2 separate regions of the Homo sapiens genome follow, and region 1 is linked to region 2. A link is an interaction called in ENCODE POLR2A ChIA-PET data of the cell type or tissue named here. Cell type or tissue: OCI-LY7. All regions are shown on one strand. Each heading gives the region's core, and the rest is flanking DNA. Links, peaks and the distances in the headings are about the cores only.

The links. Peaks named below come from ENCODE experiments on the same cell type or tissue, not always from the same donor. Only the 100,000 strongest peaks of a DNase experiment are listed, where the experiment ranks them.
Region 1: POLR2A ChIA-PET joins it to region 2 with 5 read pairs; 6 of 35 experiments call an interaction of 5 or more read pairs at or near these places.

Annotation. Positions count from the first base shown.
Region 1 is chr5:146,107,463-146,117,515 of GRCh38, reverse strand. LARS1 (leucyl-tRNA synthetase 1) reads left to right here. Exons shown (of 32, transcript NM_020117.11): 32 at 3,205-4,482. The coding sequence ends at 3,410. Among named protein-coding and RNA genes, the nearest start is that of PLAC8L1, 6.9 kb to the right of the region's middle. RefSeq lists an enhancer at 1,675-1,844. In OCI-LY7, for the core only: no CTCF peak of the experiment used is centred there; a DNase peak (open chromatin) is centred at 5,845; H3K27ac peaks cover 1,227 bases.
Region 2 is chr5:146,168,904-146,178,956 of GRCh38, reverse strand. LARS1 (leucyl-tRNA synthetase 1) reads left to right here. Exons shown (of 32, transcript NM_020117.11): 2 at 1,292-1,410; 3 at 6,183-6,270; 4 at 6,967-7,047. Among named protein-coding and RNA genes, the nearest start is that of LARS1, 8.7 kb to the left of the region's middle. RefSeq lists silencers at 1,225-1,425, 2,245-2,445, cis regulatory regions at 3,235, 7,852 and enhancers at 3,151-3,320, 7,768-7,937, 9,168-9,337. In OCI-LY7, for the core only: no CTCF peak of the experiment used is centred there; DNase peaks (open chromatin) are centred at 5,156 and 5,706; H3K4me3 peaks cover 1,117 bases; H3K27ac peaks cover 3,220 bases.

The sequences.
Region 1 (10,053 bases), core at 950-8,949, 61 kb after region 2:
GCCTCAGCCTACTGAGTAGCTGGGATTATAGGCATGAGCCACCACACCTGGCTAATTTTTCTATTTTTAGTAGAGACAGGGCTTTGCCAACTTGGCCAGGCTAGTCTTGAGCTCCTGGCCTCAAGTGATCTGCCTGTCTCGGCCTCCCAAAGTGCTGGGATCACAGGGATGAGACACCGGCCCTGCTTGGATGGGATTATTATGATGTTATAGCACATAAAAGGATGTATTTCTGTATTGAAAATTGTATTATATTATGTTAAATCTACCTCTGTTTTAAATGTACTCAAATATAGCACTGACTAGGTTCTGCAGAATTGTACTGAAATGTATTTCCTATTTCTTGTCTTTTCTCATTGAGCCTTTGGCATAATTCTTATCTCCTTTGTCATACTAGCTGTGAAAAATATTATCTAAAGTGTCTTAAGTTTGATGTTAGTAGCTGTTGTAAATTTTAGAAAATAGAAACATTAGAGAGAGTTTGAAATTGCTATTCCTATAAGTATCTGCAGAAGAGATCTAACCTTGATACTTTACCAAAAGCCCTCAGGATGCCTTGATATCTAAAAGGCCTGAGTATATTCAGTATATGAGATGGAAGAGGAGTTAAATTCAGTAACATAGTTATTGGTCTGTTTGCTGCAATAGACAGCAAATTGTCCAATTAGTGCCAGTTGTATTGAGGGTAATTATGATCTGGGTCCGGGAGGAACTGAACTAAAACTATCATTTCATTCCACAAAGGCCACTGAGTAAACTATCTGATGGTAATAAATTTGAATCACTCACAACCCATGCCATATGTGAACTAACAACTTGGAAGTGAAAGCCTTCATTTCTCGTTATCAGTCCCTAGGGACTTAGAATCACTCTCATCTTTTCTCTAAGAGCCTTAAATCTTATGTAGTTGCAGGCTTAAATTTCAACAGTTTCAATGATAAGAGAAGTCTGGGATAAAAGACAGTTAAACCAGTAAGAAAGCTCTACGAATCTATGGACAGTAATGAACTACATGGTGAAACATCAAAGCAAATATGTTTTGTCACTTAGAAGCCTGATTGAGTATTAAGGTTTCTTTGAACTAGTTTGATTCAGAATTGCTTGGAATGATGAGGGAGGTCTGTTTTAGACAGAGAGAAAGAGTGTGTGTGTATGAGAGAGAAAGAGGCAGAGGCAGATCCGCAGTAAAAGGCCTTATGCATAAAATCTGCTGGCAGAACTTGTCACTGCATCTATAGCAAAATATTTGGTACCACTGATGTGTACGTTGAATTGCAATAGCTGTTAAAATTAATTGTATTCTTCCCCAAAATAAGATCGTGGCTGTCATGAAGATTGCGCCTGCTCTCTTCCCATTTTAATTTTCAGGGCTCGTACTGTGTCTGGGAATAGATTGTATGGTCCCTGCAGAAACTCTCCAAAGACTCTTAGACAGGGTTTGCTTTTGTGGTAGTCGCAGGTAATTGTTCTATAAGCCCCTTCTCTAAACTTCGGTCTTTGTTTCCCGAAGAGGACAGAATGCATGGATAACTTGTATTCTTGGTTGGCATGGCCGCCAGCTGCATTAAAGTCTTCTTTTATCTCTTATCCCTCTTATACTAAGCTTTGTACTCTCAAGTCAACATGAGGGAGGGTAGCTCAGGTGTGTTTCAGAAAGAAATGGGAAGTAATTCAGAAAATATCTTCTATTTCTATGGATCAGGTTAAGGATAACTAGCCATGCTACACTTCGAATGAGATATAAACCCAGAATCAGCATTTGTAGTCATTTCTGGTGTTTTTCTGCCATATAAAATAAAACCATTTGATGTTGGGAAGTCTCAGAATTGCTGAAATAAATATACTTCTTTTGGGCTCAGTTGTTGGCAGGATTGTTGACTTACAAAGTTGTTCAAGAGACAGGTGCTTTTTTTTTTTTTTTTTTTTTTTTTTTTGGTCAGGCGCTATTTTTTCAGCTTGCATAAGAGCAGATTAGGAAAATCTCAAGCAGGGTGGGTATTAGACCTCATCCTACAGCTAAAAATTCTGAAAGCTTAAATTTCTGTCCTTTCTCTGCCTTGTCCCCGCTCTCCTTGTCTCATCAACTTGTTAATACAAATACTTTCATCTTTTGAGCAAATGAGAAACTGGTAATGCCATTTCTTAGAGTAGTCATTATTTATCCAAAAGTATCTCTGAGAAAAGCTACAATTCTTGCAAGTTTAGTGTATTCCAGGGAGCTCAAGAAAGGGGTAAGTTTTAGATTTTTCGATATTCTGTACAATGGTTAATTGAAGCATATAAAAATGATTTGAGAGACCATATAGGATAATGCTAAAAAATACACACAATTCTTTCTCTCTCTTAGTTTGTAATTCCAGGAGATGTCAGAATCTCTGACACTTTGAGCTGGGTAAAAGCTGAAAGGGGATGAAGATTTGCTACATTTTAGCTTTGCTCCTGGGATTGTTTTTTTTTTTTTTTTTTTTTCCCCCCGACAGAATCTTGCTCTGTTGCCAGGCTGGAGTGCAGTGGCGCGATCTTGGCTCACCGCAACCTCTGTCTCCTGGGTTCAAGCAATTCCACTGCCTCAGCCTCCCTACTAGCTGGGACTACAGGCATGCACCACCATGCCCGGCTAATTTTTTGTATTTTAGTAGAGATGGGGTTTCACCATGTTGGTCAGGATGGTCTCGATCTCCGGACCTCGCGATCTGCCCACCTCAGCCTCCCAAAGTGCTGGGATTAAAGGCATGAGCCACCATGCCCGGCCACTGCTTTTTTTGTTTGTTTGTTTGTTTGAGATAGAGTCTCACTTTGTTGCCCAGGCTGGCATGCAATGGTGCGATCTTGGCACACTGCAACCTCTGCCTTCCAGGTTCAAGCGATTTTCCTGTGTCAGCCTCCCAAGTAGCTGGGATCACAGGCGCCCATCACCAGGCCCAGCTAATTTTTTTGTGTTTTTAGTAGAGATGGTGTTTTGCCATGTTGGTCAGGCTAGTCTCGAACTCCTGTCCTCAAGTGATTCACCCGCCTCAGCCTTCCAAAGTGCTGGGATTACAGGTGTGAGCCACCGCACCCAGCGTGGCTTTTATTTAATAATCTGAAGAAAATATTTTTGTTTAGATATAACAACCAGCGTATTTAAAACGTGAGTTCTCAGACTGCTCCAGGGTTTGAGTGACTGTAATTAAATGCTTATATTGATAATTTATTTTGTTGTAGACCTTTCCAAAGTGAAACTGATGAGATTTGATGATCCACTGTTGGGGCCTCGACGAGTTCCTGTCCTGGGAAAGGAGTACACCGAGAAGACCCCCATTTCTGAGCATGCTGTTTTCAATGTGGACCTCATGAGCAAGAAAATTCATCTGACTGAGAATGGGATAAGGGTGGATATTGGCGATACAATAATCTATCTGGTTCATTAAACTCATGCACATTGGAGATTTATCCTGGTTTCTTAGGAATACTACTACTCTGATTGTGTCTACTGATTGGCTATCAGAACCTTAGGCTGGACCTAAATAGATTGATTTCATTTCTAACCATCCAATTCTGCATGTATTCATAATTCTATCAAGTCATCTTTGATTCCTGGACCTAATAAATTTTTTTTCCCTTTCTTTGGGTGTCCAAGAGAAATGGTTTTTGCCAAACTCTTTTTAAAAAACAAATTGTTGCTATTTCCTAGAAGTTTCTGGTTTTTAAGATGAACATAAAAGTGTCAGTATGCTTCTTTTATGAGGTGTACTTTATACTTTGATGAAGGCTAAGGTGTACCTAACAGCTTTTTATAGTATATTCATTTATGGAGTTAGCTGTATTTTTTTTTAAAAAAGAAAAGTAGTAAATTAGCAGCTTTTTTTTTTAAATGAAGAGAACTTCATGATGATTTAAAAGAACTAATGAGAATATTTTGACTTGACTTCAATTACTAAGTATTTTGTATAAAGAACAAATAGGTCCTGCATTTTATAAGACTTTTTAAAGCTTTAATTATTCAACTAAGAACCAATAATGGCTTCTTCAAGGCTAATATCAATAGTTTATAAGCAGTATATTTCACCTACACTAAATATGGGCATTTTAAAAGAAGATTCCCCCCTTCCCCCCCAGAAATCTGCATTTACTAAATTTGTCTTAAGTCCAATTGTGTTTAAAGGTCATGCTGGTCGGGTGTGGTGGCTCACACCTATAATCCCAGCACTTTGGGAGGCCAAGGTGGGCAGTCACCTGAGGTCAGGAGTTTGAGACCAGCCTGACCAACATGGTGAAACCCCGTCTCTACTAAAAATACAAAAATTAGCTTGGCATGGTGGCGGGTACCTGTAATCCCAGCTGCTTGGGAGTGTGAGGCAGGAGAATCGCTTGAACCTGGGAGACCGAGGTTGCAGTGAGCTGAAACCGTGCCATTGCACTCCAGCTTAGGCAACAAGAGTGAAACTCTGTCTCAATCAATCCATCAATCAATCAATAAAATAGAGGTCATGCTGACTATTACAGATTTATTCTTTTATTCTTGTTGGAGTGTCTTTTAATATCTGCGCCATCTGTCTTCATATGAGGAAAAAATGTAAGGCATTGACTAACAGGAGAAACATTTCTAATTTTGATGGGTTTAATATGGAGAAAGAACAATTTTGATAACCCAGAGGAACCTGAATTCTAACTGCGGTTATGTAAATAGAGTTTATTGAGCTTCCTTATTTTGCTCTCCGCAGTTAGGGACCACTAGGCCTAGTCATATGGTTTATCACAGATTTATTGAAGCCAATCATAGGATGTTAGAATTAGAAATCATCAAGTGCAAATAATCACTTATCTACTAGGGACAGGCACTATAGCATAGTGGGGTAAGAGCGCATGCTCTGAAATCAGACTAGCTAGGTTAGATTTCCAGTTCTTCTTTTTGCTACTAGGATGCTCTTGGCCAATTACTCGGAGCTGCAGTTCTTCATCTATAAAATGGAACTAATACTGGTACCTTGTAGGCTTATTGTGAGACGTTTAGGTGAACTGATCTAGGAAAATCATAACACAGTGCCTGGCAAGTAGTAAGTCTTTAGTGAATGTTACCATTGAAGAAGAAGAAGATGATGGATACCAAGGTATATTGGCTTCAGATTACTGTAGTCTGTAATCATGTCCTTTGTGTTGGTTCCTTTGGGGCAACTGATTCTTTCTTTGCACTCCTCTAGATTCTTTTGCTGTCCTCTCTGATCTGCAAAGCCTTAATTATTTCTGAAATTAAGTAATACTTTCTGTTGCCTAAACACAAACCTACTTGTGTTTAACTTAGGAAAATTAAACTATGTGTGCTTGGCCAGAAAAAAAAAAAGAGAGAGAAAGGAAAATAATATTGTGATTGTGTTCATCTTATGAACCTGTACTGTTTTGGATTAGGTGTGAGTTGAGATTCATGGATCCTTTGTTTTTTCAGTCTTGATTTCTGTGTGTCTCTCTTAGAATAAGCTTCTTGCTGTGCTGAATATGCTTCTTATGTGTAGAGATACAAATGTTTTGTATAAGGAGTCGTCTGAGCATAAGCCCATTACTTCATCTGGTACTCAACAGAAGAACCAGCAGTTAGTTGAAATGCTGAAGGAAAAACAGGCTACACTGGGCTTATTCTATTATTAACAATAATATAATTGGGTGCATAATAATAATGTTATATATAACTTATGTTAGTGCCTTCCTAGAGGATTTTAACTCTTTTTAAGTTTTGAAATACAATGCACATACACAAAAAGTGAGCAAAAAATATACACACACAAAAAATGAACTTCCTTTCTCTCCCCACCTCCAAAAAAAGAATTTATTAATAAAGCAAACACCTGCACAGTCACCAAACAGTTGAAGAATGGCACAGTGCCAGCACCACAGAGGTCTGCCTTTTGCCTTCTCTGGTCGCTAGAGATAAGCTTTCTGGCCCAGTATATGTCAGTTTTTATAAATGTTGCATTTGAGCTTGAAAAAAATATATATTCTGTAAATGCAAAAGTACTGTATGTGTCCATTAGGTCAGAGTTGTGGATTGAATTGTTCAAACCTATATCCTTACTGTTTTCTCTCTTTCTGTTTTTGAGAGGTATACCAAAATCTCTCATGACAATGAAATTTACCTGTATCTTGTTATAATTCTGACAGTTTTTGTTTTATATATTTTGAGGCTGTTTTGTTAGGTACATATAAATTCAGATTATATTCCTTCTGGTAAGTTGAACTTTTTCTAGTTAGAAAGTGTTTCTTTTTTGCCCAGGCTGGAGTGCAGTGGCACGATCTCGGCTCGTTGCAACCTCTGCCTCCCAGGTTCAAGCGATTCTCCTGCCTCAGCCTCCCGAGTAGCTGGGATTACAGGCACTTGCTACCACGCCCGGCTAATTTTTGTATTTTTTTTCTTTTTCTTTATTATTATTATTATTATTATTATACTTTAAGTTTTAGGGTACATGTGCACAATGTGCAGGTTAGTATACATGTGCCATGCTGGTGTGCTGCACCCACTAACTTGTCATTTAGCATTAGGTATATCTCCTAATGCTATCCCTCCCCCGTCCCCCCACAATTTTTGTATTTTTAGTAGAGACAGGGTTTCACCATTTTGGCCAGGCTGGTCTCGAACTCCTGACCTCGTGATCCACCTGCCTTGGCCTCCCAAGGTGCTGGGATTATAGGCGTGAGCCACTGCACCCGGCCATTTCTCTTTATTTTTAATTAATTTATTTTTTGCCTAGAGACCACTTTGCCTAACAATATAGTAACACCAGTTATCTTTTGGTTAACGTCCATGCAGACTATCTTTTCCATTCATTTACTTTTAACCTTCAGTAGTTTTATTTTCTTTTAACACTTCATTTCGAGAAATTTTAAGCCTACAGAAAAGTGGAAAGAATTGGCCAGTAAACATCCATGCGCTTGTCACCTAGATTTGCCAATTGTTAATATTGTGTCACGTTTACTTTATCTCTCTAAGTATCTATTTTTAAAATAAACTTTTAATTTTGGAATAGTTTTGGACTTACATAAAAGTTGCATCTTTAATATGGAGAGATCCTGTACATCTTTTACACAGTTTCTCCTGTTAACATCTTACTTAACCTTGGTTTAGTTGTTAAAACTAAGTAATTAACATGAGTACATTATGATTAACTAAATTGTATACTTTGTTTGGATTTCACCAATTTTTCTATTAATTTTTTTTACTATTATGGGATCCTATCCAGGATAACACATTGTATTTAGAAAATATTTTTTAAAAATTCAGAACCATTTGACAGTAAGTTACAGACACCATGACACTTCATCTTCCCATAGGTTATCACGCAACTCCTAAGAACTTGGACATTCTCCTATATAATCACAGTGTTGTTATTATGCCCAAGAAATTTAACATGATACAATAATATTAGGTAATAAGCTTTTCTAGTAAAACTTCCCCAATGTCTCATCAATAATGTGTTCTTTGAAAAACTCTCAGGATTCAAAGATCAAGTATTACATTTTGTGGTTAGGTCTGTTAATCTCCTTTAAACTAGGGTAGTTTCTCTGTTCTTTTTTTGATCTTTCATGACAGTAACATCTTTGAAGACATCAAGCTGGTCGTTAGCATGATGCTTACAATCTGGATTTCTGTATTTTCTCATGGTTGTAATCAGATTTAAAATTCTTGGCAAGATTACTACATAGGTGATGTTTCCCACTGGATCATGTCAGGATTAATGTATTGTGGATTTGATTAGCATCATATTTCTCGGTTGAAAAGCTACTCTTCCTTTTTGTAATTAAGTAGTCTGTGAGCTGATACTTTGAGGCTTATATGAATATCCTGCTGTTATGATCTGAGTGTTCATGTCCCCCCAGAATTTATATGTTGAAACTTAATCTTCACGGTGTTGGTATTAAGAGGTGGGGCCTGTAGGAGGTGATTAGGTCATGAGGGTGGCTTCCTCATGAATGGGATTAGTGCTCTTACAAAAGAGGCTTGAGGGAGTCCTGTTGCCTTTATGCCATGTGTGGACACACAAGGCACCAGCTATAAGGAATGGGCCCTCACCAGAAGTTGAATATGCTGGTGCCTTCCTCTTGGACTTCCTAGCCTCCAAAACTAGCAATACATTTCTGTTGTTTATAAATTACCCAATTTAAGGTATTTTGTTAGAGCAGCCTGAAGGGACTAAGACATTTGTTTATCAGCTAACTTTCATGAAGTGGTAGCATTCATGGATAAGCTGTCAGTTATTGCATTGATGGTTGTAATATGGTGAGTTCTTAAAAATGATAAAATTATTATTTCTTTTACATTTATTAGATATTATTCTTTTGTGAAGAAGATGTTTCCTTTTTGCTGCCAATTTTTTTTCTTTTCTTTTTCTTTCTTTCTTTTTTTTTTTTGAGACAGGGTCTGGCTCTGTTGCCCAGGCTGGAGTGCAGTGGTGCAGCGTCAGCACATTGCAACCTCTGCCTTCTAGGTTCAAGCCATCCTCCCTCCTCAGCCTTCCTAGTAGCTGGGACCACAGGTGTGTGCCACCGTGCCTGGCTAAGTTTTTTGCATTTTTCATAGAAATGGGGTTTCACCATGTTGCCCAGGCTGATCTTGAACTCCTGAGCTCAGGTGATCCACCTGCCTGAGCCTCCCAAAGTGCTGGGATTATAGGTGTGAACCACTGTGTCTGGCCCCAGTGTTCTTCTTTCATCATTCTTTTAAAATCACTGTGGACTGATGGATTTCTTTTTTTCATATGTGCTATAATCTATTACCATCATTATTCTTTGAACGCTCAAATTCTGAGTTAACCAGTGGAAGCCCCATTCAAGCTGGCTGCAGTACAATATTTGTCCTTTTTATAACTCCACATTAATTTTGGGGCATTTCTTTGTATAATGGCATAAGAAGTTCCCAACTTGCCTTGTGTTTTCTGTTTCAGAACTAGAAATCAGTCTTTTCTCCAGAGAGCTTTGCTTCATTTTAATGGAGAGTGTTATTAAGAAACCAAGATCCAGGCGCTACTAGGACATTGTTTTTCAGGCCCTTCCAATAGACAGAACTAAGAAATACATACAGTAGTGTTTTTTAAAATCATAATTTTATCTAATACCACTGAATTCTCTCTCATCTTTTCCCCTTTGCAATTGTATTTCCCTTCTCACACAGTGAGAACTCTGGTTCTCAAGAACCTCAATATATTTAGTCATTTAGTCTATTAAAAATTTCAGAATTGCCAATCCAATTCTGTTAGCAATAAATAAGTACAGTATTTGGTTTTGTTTGTTTTGCAATTCTTTGTGTCCTTAGAACATATTTCTCTAAGGGATATAGTCAGAGCACTATTTAAATATTTCCTGAATTCTTTTTTGTATGTGGTTGCTTGCTTTTTTTTTTTTTTTTTTTGATGACAGAGTCTCACTCTGTGGTCCAGGCTAGAGTGTAGTGATGCAATCAGAGCTCACTGCAGCCTTGATCTCCCGGGCTTAAGTGATCCTCCTGCCTCAGCTTCCCAAGTAGCTGGAACTGCAGGCATGCACCACCATGCCTGGCTGGTTTTTTTCTTTAATCAAGAAATGTTTCTTGGATTCTTTCTTGTATGTGCTTTTAATATAAAATTAAAGCCATTCATTTCTCTTTATATTCAGTTTTATGGTTTGCTTTTTCTTTTTATCTGATTTTTGAATAAGTAAAAATACATGATTCAGCCAGATGTGGTGGCTTGTGCTTGTAATCCCAGCCCCTTGGGAGGCTGGAGTGGGAGAGTTCAAGACCAGCCTGGGCAATATAGTGAGACCCTGTCTCTAAAAAAAAAATTTTTTTTTTCAAATTAGCCAGTTGTAGTGGTTCATACCTGTAGTCCCAGTTACTTGGGAGGCTGAGGCAGGTGGATCACTTGAGTCTAGGAGTTCAAGACTGCAGTGAGCTGTGATCATGCTCTTTAAAAAGAAAAAAATCTGCCAGGTGTGGTGGCTCACGCCTGTAATCCCAGCACTTTTGGAGGCCAAGGCAGGTGGATCACAAGGTCAGGAGATCAAGACCATCCTGGCTAACATGGTGAAACCCCATCTCTACTAAAAATACAA
Region 2 (10,053 bases), core at 1,143-9,142:
CCTGGCCAAAAAAATTGTTTTTCTTTTAAAGAGGAGGTCTTTCTATGTTGCCTAGGCTGGTCTCAAACTCCTGGCCTCAAATAATCCTCCCTCCTCAGCCTCCCAAAGTGTTGGGATTGTAGACATGAGGCACTACATCCAGCCAAGTTACTTATTAAGAAGAGGTTTTGAAGTGAGAGGGGGCAGTGGCGTTGATAGTCTAAATGAAGGTGGTTAGTAGCAGGAATGGAAAGGGATGAACAGTTGTGCAGGCTTATTATTTCTTAGAAAAGAAAATACCTTATACAATCACTGTTTTATGGAAACTTGAAAAGAGTCCAGGTATTTTTTTTTTTTTGGTGGGGGATGGAGTTTCGCTCTTGTTGCCCAGGCTGGAGTGCAATGGTGCAATCTTGGCTCACTGCAACTTCCACCTCCCAGGTTCAAGCGATTCTCCTGCCTCAGCCTCCCAAGTAGCTGGGATTACAGATGCGTGCCACCTTGCCTAGCTAATTTTTGTATTTTTAGTAGAGATGGGGTTTCACCACGTTGGCCAGGCTTGTCTCTAACTCCTGACCTCAGGTGATCCTCTCACCTCGGCCTCCCAAAGTGCTGGGATTACAGGCGTGAGCCACCGTGTCCAGCCTGTTTTATTTAAATTTCATATGAACAGTTCTTTAACAATTTTGGAGAGAAGTTCTCTATCAGTATCTTTGATATTCATGTATTTTAATTAAATAGAAACATTTGATGACAGTGTTACATTGTAGTATATAATTTTAAAAAAGCATATCAAAGCCTTTTACATATTTCAGTAATTGTTCAACCATTTCTTTGAGGTTTGAGGTACACAGGTCATGATAATCCTAATTTTTTTTTTCTGGCGGAGTCTTGCTGTGTCACCCAAGCTGGAGTGCAATGGCATGATCTCGGCTCACTGCAGCCTCCGCCTCCCTGGTTCAAGCGATTCTCCTGCCTCAGCCTCCTGAGTTGCTGAGATTACAGGTACCCGCCACCACGCCCAGCTAATTTTTGTATTTTAGTAGAGATGGGTTTCGCCCTGTTGGCCAGGCTGATCTCGAACTCCTGACCTCAAGCAATCCACCCGCCTCGGCCTCCCAAAGTGCTGGGATTACACGCATGAGCCACCGCGCCTGGCTGATAACCCTAATTTTTAATGTTCATTTAAATTTCAAGATAACCATGGAAAAATCAGTCTTTATCAGTGAGCAGCTCAGTTCTGTGAACCCAATTCTTTTTTAAAGCAAGCGTGCTGAAATACAGAGTGGATTATTCTCTTTGTGTCCAATAGGAAAGAAAAGGAACAGCCAAAGTGGACTTTTTGAAGAAGATTGAGAAAGAAATCCAACAGAAATGGGATACTGAGAGAGTGTTTGAGGTCAATGCATCTAATTTAGAGAAACAGACCAGGTGAGTAATAGTTTGTGAAGTTCTGCACATTGTATTTCTATATATATATATATATATATATATTTTTTTTTTTTTTTTTTTGAGACGGAGTCTTGCTCTGTCGCCCAGGCTGGAGTGCAGTGGCGCAATCTCGGCTCACTGCAAGCTCCGCCTCCCAGGTTCATGCCATTCTCCTGCCTCAGCCTCCCGAGCAGCTGGGACTACAGGCACCCACCACCATGCCCAGCTAATTTTTTGTATTTTTAGTAGAGATGATGTTTCACTGTGTTAGCCAGGGTGGTCTCGATCTTCTGACCTCGTGATCCACCCGCCTCGGCCTCCCAAAGTCCTGGGATTACAGGCGTGAGCCACCACGCCCGGCCCTGTGCATTGTATTTCTAAAACCGTTGGCTTTATAGTACAGAAACAGCTTGGTGGAACCCATAAGGTAGATTGTATTTATAATGCCTGAAACAGGGTGAAGGAGGTGACTTTCACTTTCTGCATATGAATTAGGATCTTTTTTCTTATGGGGTTTGTAAAGATTTTTTTTTCTAAATAAAGTTTGTTTTGTTTTGTTTTAAAGACTACAGTATTTTAAATATTTAGACAAAGAAGGATGTTTTGAGATTTTTTTCTTTGCTGACTGATAAAACGAAATTATTCTATTAGACTCATAGACGATTATTATCTCCAAAGACAGAAAATGTAAATTTTTATGTTTTTTCTTTACAAGTAAACCTAATGCTTATAGAAGTATAAATGTTGAAGATATTATTTCATAAATACTGCATTGCCTTGATACTAAAATAATACTGATTTAAAGACAAACGTAGATCATGACATGATATTTGGGAAAAACAAAAACAAAATAACTCCCCCAAACATTGCCTTAATAAATGTATGCATCAATTATAAGATATATCCCAGATTCATATATGTTGAGATGTAAGAAAATGTGCTTTTTCAGATTGAAGAAATACGGTTATAGTAACAACAATAATAGTAAGTTAACATTGAACACTTACTGTGTGCTAGCAAATGTGCTAGCAAATTTTTTTACATGTATACTCTCATTTAATCTTCTTTTTCTTTCTTTCTTTTTTTTTTTTTTTTTTTGAGACAGTCTTGCTCTGTCATCAGGCTGGAGTGCAGTGGCGCCATCTCGGCTCACTGCAACCCCCAACTCCCTGGTTAAAGCGATTCTCCTGCCTCAGCCTCCTTAGTAGCTGGGATTACAGGCATGTGCCACCACGCCCAGCTAATTTTTGTATTTTTAGTAGAGACGGGGTTTTACCATGTTGGCCAGGATGGTCTCGATTTCCTGACCTCGTGATCCGCCCACCTCAGCCTCCCAAAGTGCCGGGATTACAGGCATAAGCCACCGTGCCTAGCCTTTTTCTTTCTTTCTTTTTTTAGACAAAGTCTTGCTGTGTCATTCAAGCTGGAGTGCAGTGGCACAGTCATAGCTCACTGTAACTTCAAACTCCCGAGCTCAAGCAATCCTTCTTCCTCGGCCTTCTGAGTAGCTGGGACTACAGGCATGCGCCACCATGCCTGGCTAATTTGTTTTTTCTTAGAGACAGGGTCTTGCTATGTTGCCCAGGCTGGTCTCAAACTCCTGGCTTCAAGTGATCCTTCTGCCTTGGCCTCTCAAAGCTCTTAAGATTATAAGACATGAGCCATCACTCCTGGCCTCATTTTACCTTTTAATTTTTTTTGTTTTTGTTTTTTTTTTTTGAGACGGAGTCTTGCTCTGTCACCCAGGCTGGAGTGCAGTGGCGCAATCTCGGCTCACTGCAAGCTCCGCCTGCCGGGTTCACGCCATTCTCCTGCTTCAGCCTCCTGAGTAGCTGGAACTACAGGCGGCTGCCACCATGCCCGGCTAATTTTTTTGTATTTTTAGTAGAGATGGGGTTGCATTGTGGTCTCGATCTCCTGACCTCGTGATCTGCCTGCCTCGGCCTTCCAAAGTGCTGGGATTACAGGCGTGAGCCACTGCGCCCGGCCTTTTTTTTTTTTTTTTTGAGGTGGAGTCTTGCTCTGTTGCCTAGGCTGGGTGCAGTGGCATGATCTCGGCTCACTGCAACCTCTGCCTCCCGGGTTCAATGATTTTTCTGCCTCAGCCTCCCCAGTAGCTGGGATTACAGGTGCATGCCACCACGCCTGGCTAAGTTTTAATTTTTGTTTTTAATAGAGACGGGGTTTTGCCATGTTGGCCAGTCTGGTCTCAAACTCAAATGATCCGCCTGCCTCCGACTCCCAAAGTGCTGGGATTACACGCGTGAGCCACTGTGCCCGCCCATTATCTTTTTTTTTTTTTTAATTTGGAGACAGAGTCTGTGGTGTCAGATGGAGCGAGCCTCTGTCACCCAGGCTGGAGTGCAGTTGTGTGATCTCAGCTCACTGCAACCTCTGTCTCCTGGGCTCAGGTGATCCTCTCACCTCAGCCTCCTGAGTAGGTGGGACTGTAGGCGCACGCCACCACACCCAGGTAATTTTTCTATTTTTAGTAGAAATGGGGTCTTGTTATGTTGCTGAGGCTGGTCCCAACTCCTGGGCTCAAGTGATCTGCCCACCCCGGCCTCCCAAAGTGCCGGGATTATAGGCATGGGCCACTGCACCCAGCATTGAAAAAATTTCTTTTGTAGAAATGAAGTTTCACTGTCTTGCCCAGGCTAGTCTTGAACTCCTGGGCTCAAGTAATCCTCCCACTTTTGCCTCCCAAAGTGTTGGGATTACAGGTTTGAGCCACCATGCCTGGCCTTAATCTTCTCAATATACTTTAAGGTTAACAGCTTTTAAAATTTCTCTTTTACAGCTGAGGAAACTGAGGCACAGAGAGGCTAAGTAACCAGTTCAAGGTTACATCACTGGGAATTGACTGGGCCTGGGCTTGTTTTTAGGACTTTCTGATTCAAAAGTCTTTTTTCCTTGCTTATTAAGCTATATTCTAATGGATATATATATATATATATATGGATATATACATATATGGATATATATATATATGGATATATACATATATGGATATATATATATATATGGATATATATATATATATATGGATATATATATATATGGATATATATATATATATATGGATATATATATATATATTTGAGACAGAGTTTTGCTGTTGTTGCCCAGGCTGGAGTGCAATGGTGTGATCTCGGCTCACCGCAACCTCCGACTCCCGTGTTCAAGCGATTCTCCTGCCTCAGCCTCCCCTGTAGCTGGGATTACAGGCATGCGCCACCACGCACAGCTAATTTTGTAGTTTTACTAGAGACGGGTTTTCTCCACGTTAGGCTAGTCTTGAAATCCCAACCTCAGGTGATCCGCCCGCCTCCGCCTCCCAAAGTGCTGGGATTAGAGGTGTGAGCCACCAGGCCCCAGCCTTTTTTTTTTTTTTTTTTTTTTAAGAGAAAAAGAAATTGCTGTAATATAGTCTCTGGTGTTATACTTGAAGCTATAATTTGAAGCTTCTATTTTCTTCTAGAGGTTTGGTTAACTTTAAGGTAATTTAAAATAATTACAAGTGAACTGAAAAAGCTGCTTTGTTTAGTGAAAGAGAATTAACTATAGGTGTATGCAGTAAGACTGAAGAAAGTAATATAATGTCAAGTGAAGAAGGCAAATTGCAGAAGTCTATATGAAGTATGCCTTTTTTTTGTATGAAACTCACAAGTGAGCGAAACTAAATGATAAATAGTTTAAGGGTGCTGCCAAGTGTGCAAACTATTCAAAAACAAGGGAACGGTAAAAGCAAATTTCAGAATGTCGGTTATCTCTTGTGGGACAGTAGAGAGGAAACAGGTAGTTTCAGTGGATTCATAAGTCAGATGGTGTGTTTACAAGTGTTCATTTTATTATGCTTCATAACACAGTATGTATGTTAGATATTCTTCATAAGAAAAAAGAATACAGACCAAGCATGGTGGCTCATGAGCTCATGCTCATGGTGGTTCTTATATTGAGAACCCTGTCTTTACAAAAACAACTAAAAAATTAAAAAAAAAAAAAAAGCTTTAAAGGATGCGTTTAAAGTGAATCTACCACATATCAAGTAATATTGAGGATGTTTTATATTACCTGAGGGACTTTGAATTGCTTTATATATATATCTAGTATCTAGTGAAAACAAATCTCATTTATTCAGTAAAATATTAAATTAGCCTAGGTTCATAAGGGTATTAAAGAATTTTTTTTTTTTTGAGATGGAGTCTCATTTTCGCCCAGGCTGGAGTGCAGTGGCATGATCTCAGCTCATTGCAACCTCTGCCTCTCAGGTTCAATGATCAGGCGATTCTTGATTCTCATGCTTAACCACTAGAGTAGCTGGGATTATCAGCGCACGCCATCACGCCCGGCTAGTTTTTAGTAGAGACAGGGTTTCACCATGTTGCCCAGGCTGGTCTCGAACTCCTGGCCTCAAGCAGTCCACCAGCCTTGGCCTCCCAAAGTGTTGGGATTACAGGTGTGAGCCACCACGCCTGACCTAGTATATTATCTTTACTCAAGTATTTTAGCTCAAATTAAACCTCTAGTATTTGTTACAAGGCTATTTAATTCTTAATAGCAACCTATCAATGTCTTATTTCTTGTAAATCTAAAGTAATTTTCAATTTTAGAGAGTTTTAAATTTGTAGATTTATAAATTTACTTTTAAATATTTTTTAAATAACCTTAAGTTATTTATATCAAGCATTTCCTTCACCCCACTTCCTTATTGTAAAAGGAACTTAACATTTATTCTTCTGTACTTTCTTTTTTATACTGTTGTTTTGCAGCAAGGGCAAGTATTTTGTAACCTTCCCATATCCATATATGAATGGACGCCTTCATTTGGGACACACGTTTTCTTTATCCAAATGTGAGGTAATGTTTCCCTATGTTTGCTATAATGGGGAGGAAGGTTTTTAACGAATATTGTTTTGAAGAAAATGGCAGCTATAGAATTTATTATTTCCTGTTAAGAGAACTTAAAATTCCTTAAAGCATAATTTTTTATATTTAAGTAATTTATTTTTATTTTTATTTATTTATTTTTGAGATGGAGTCTTGCTTTGTCACCAGGCTGGAGTGCAGTGGTGTGATCTCAGCTCACTGCAACCTCTGCCTCCTGGGTTCAAGTGATTCTTCTGCCTCAGCCTCCCGAGTAGCTGGGACTACAGGCACGCACCACCACGCCCAGCTAATTTTTGTATTTTTAGTAGACACGGGATTTCACCATATTGGCCAGGATGGTCTCAAACTCTTGACCTTGTGATCCACCAGCCTCGGCCTCTGAAAGTGCTGGGATTATAGGCATGAGCCACCGTGCCTGGCCCATTTAAGTAATTTAATTTTTATATTTAATTTTTATGTGCCATATGTGTATGTGTGCAAGGGTCTGGGCATGTATGCATATTCAAAAGTAATTCCTAGGTTGGTGAGTTTTGGGATGCCTAAAATCTAACTGGCATTCCAAAGGAGGATGTAAAGAAGAAAACTAATTTTTTTGTGTGAAAAGTTCACATTTTGTATTTGTCTGGCATTTAAATTTGCAATTTAAATTTAATTTTATTTCTGTAGTTTGCTGTAGGGTACCAGCGATTGAAAGGAAAATGTTGTCTGTTTCCCTTTGGCCTGCACTGTACTGGAATGCCTATTAAGGTAAGATCGCTAATAGGATTGGTTTCTACTCTTTTTAGTTGGAGCAAATAGTAATACCCAATTCAAGAGCTTAAAAGGATTTTTAAGTATTGCTGCATTAAAGTATGAAATGAGTTGAATTTATTATAGTGAAAATTAATTTAAAAATAAACAACATGTGAAGAAGTGCTTAAATAAAGGGCATCCATTATGGTCTAAGTGATTACTAAGTGATTTTAATGTCTTTTGGTTACCTTGTGTATTTATGTCTGTATTACAGTTAGGTAATAACTGATTCTGTTTTACTAAAAAGAAAAATGTACAGCCATTGTGCACTTATGACATATGTAAGATGCCGGCATAAAATAATAAACAGTTGTATTGTATTTTGATCATTTTTGCAAATATCTTCATTTGTCATAAGTTTGTATTAGAAATAATTCTCAATGAAGAATAGGAAAGAAAACTAGAGTTGAAAGGATTCCTTTATATAATAGGATTAGGAAATTTAAATCCTATTTCTTTTTATTCTCCAACATTTTATTTTATTTTACTTTATTTTATTTTTTTTTTGAGACGGAGTTTTGCTTTTGTCGTCCAGGCTGCAGTGCAATGGTGTGATCTTGGCTAACTGCAACCTCCTTCTCCTGGGTTCAAGCGATTCTCCTGCCTCAACCTCCCGAGTAGCTGGGATTACAGGCACCCGCCACCACACCTGGCTAATTTTTGTATTTTTAGTAGAGACGAGGTTTCCCCGTGTTGGCTAGGCTGTTCTGGAACTCCTGACCTCAGTTGATCCACCCACCTCGGCCTTCCAAAGTGCTGGGATTACAAGCGTGAGCCACCATGCCCGGCCTTCTGCAACCTTTTATTTTAAAGAATGTCAATCCTACAGAAAAAGTGGAATGGTAGTACAATGAACACCCTCCACCCTTCACCTGTAGTTACAAAGTCTTAACGTTTGCCATATTTGTTTTAGTTCTGTCTCTTAGCACACATGCATGCATGCGTGCTTTTCTCTTTCTTTTTCTTCTTTTTTTTTTTTCTGAGTTGGAGTCTTGCTCTGTCACCCAGGCTGGAGTGCAGTGTTGTACTTTTAGTACAGATGGGGTTTCACCATGTTGGCCAGGCTGGTTTCAAACTCCTGACCTCAGGTAATCTGCCCACCTCGGCCTCCCAAAGTGCTGGGATTACAGGCATGAGCCACCACGCCTAGCCCTTCTCTCTCTCTTTTTCTGTGAACTTTTTGAAAGAAAGTTGCAGATATCATGACGTGTCATTGCTAAATACTTCAGCATGTATTCTAAGAACAAGGGCATTCTTCTACATTATCAGAGTCCTGTTATCCCCTCCAAGAAATTCAACATTGATGTTATATTATCGTCTTCATCTAATCTGTAGTCAAATTTCTGTAGACTCAAAATGTCCTTTCCATCTGTTTTTCCCCCCTTTTTTTTTTTTGAGACGGAATCTTGCTCTGTCACTCAGTCTGGAGTGCAGTGGTGAGATCTTGGCTTGCTGCAACATCTGCCTCCCAAGTTCAAGTGATTCTCTTGCCTCAGCCTCCTGAATATCTGGGATTACAGGTGCCTGCTACCATGCCTGGCTAATGTTTTTTGTATTTTTAGTGTAAACAGGGTTTCACCATGTTGGGCAGGCTGGTCTCGAACTCCTGACCTTAGGTGATCCGCCTGCCTTGGCTTCCCACAGTGCTGAGATTACAGGCTTGACCCACTATGCCCTGCTGTTTTTCACTTTTTATTTTGTGGAGCACACATTGCATGTAATTATCCATTCTTTTCACTGTCTTTTAGTTGTTTGTCGTGATATTGATGTTTTTGAAGTCTAAGCTAGTTATTTTGTAGAATGTCCTATGATATGAGTTTTCTGATTGTTTTTTCATGATTAGGGTTGGGCTAAATATTTTGACAAGAATACTTCATTGTTGAGGTATTAACTTACCATTGTATCACCTCAAAAGCATATAAAATGGTAATTTGTCCCATTTAGTGAAATTAAGTTAATCCTGCCAGGTTTCCTCATTCTAAAGGTGACTTTTCCTCCTATAAAATTAAAAAGTAAGGCCAGACACGGTGGCTCACGCCTGTAATCCCAGCACTTTGGGAGGCCGAGGCAGGAGGATCACATGAGGTCAGGAGTTCAAAACCAGCCTGGCCAACGTGGTGAAACCCCATCTCTACTAAAAATACAAAAATTAGCCGGGCGTGGTGGCAGGTGCCTGTAATTCCAGCTACTTCGGAGGCTATGTCAGGAGAATCGCTTGAACCCGGGAAGTAGAGGTTGCAGTGAGCCGAAACTGCGCCATTGCACTCCAGCCTGGGCAACAAGAGTAAAATTCCATCTCAAAAAAAAAAAAGAAAGAAATTAAAAAGTAATCTATAGGATAACACTTTGAGAGCCTCTGAATGTCCTGTTACTCAATAACCCTGGTTTTATCATCCTTTAATCATCCTTGCCTGTTTTTATTATTCTATTAGTGGTTGAAATTCTTCTGAATAGAAGAGCCTTTTCCATTTAAAAAATTTTTACTTCTGTATTTCTTATTTTTCTCATAACTTTAACAGTGTTTACTTGGTGTCATCTTTGTTTTTGACAGTGGACTCATTGTGGTATAATTGATAAGAGCTAGAGTGGAAAGTCCAAGGTTAAGTCTGTAACTTTGCTAGCTGTATGACCTTGGGTAAATCACTTCATCTCTGTTTGTTTTCTGACTTAAAGCCTATCCTATCTACTTGGTAGGCTTGTGATGATAACTAATAGAGTATATGTGACAGTAATCTATCTTTCTTTCTTTCTTTCTTTCTTGCTGGTGGGATTTTATTTTTGTTTTTATTTATTTTTTATTATTATACTTTAAGTTCTGGGGTACATGTGCACAATGTGCAGCTTTGTTACATGTGTATACATGTGCCATATTGGTGTGCTGCACCCATTAACTCGTCATTTACATTAGGTATATCTCCTAATGCTATCCCTCCCCCCTCCTGACAGTAATCTTTAAATTGA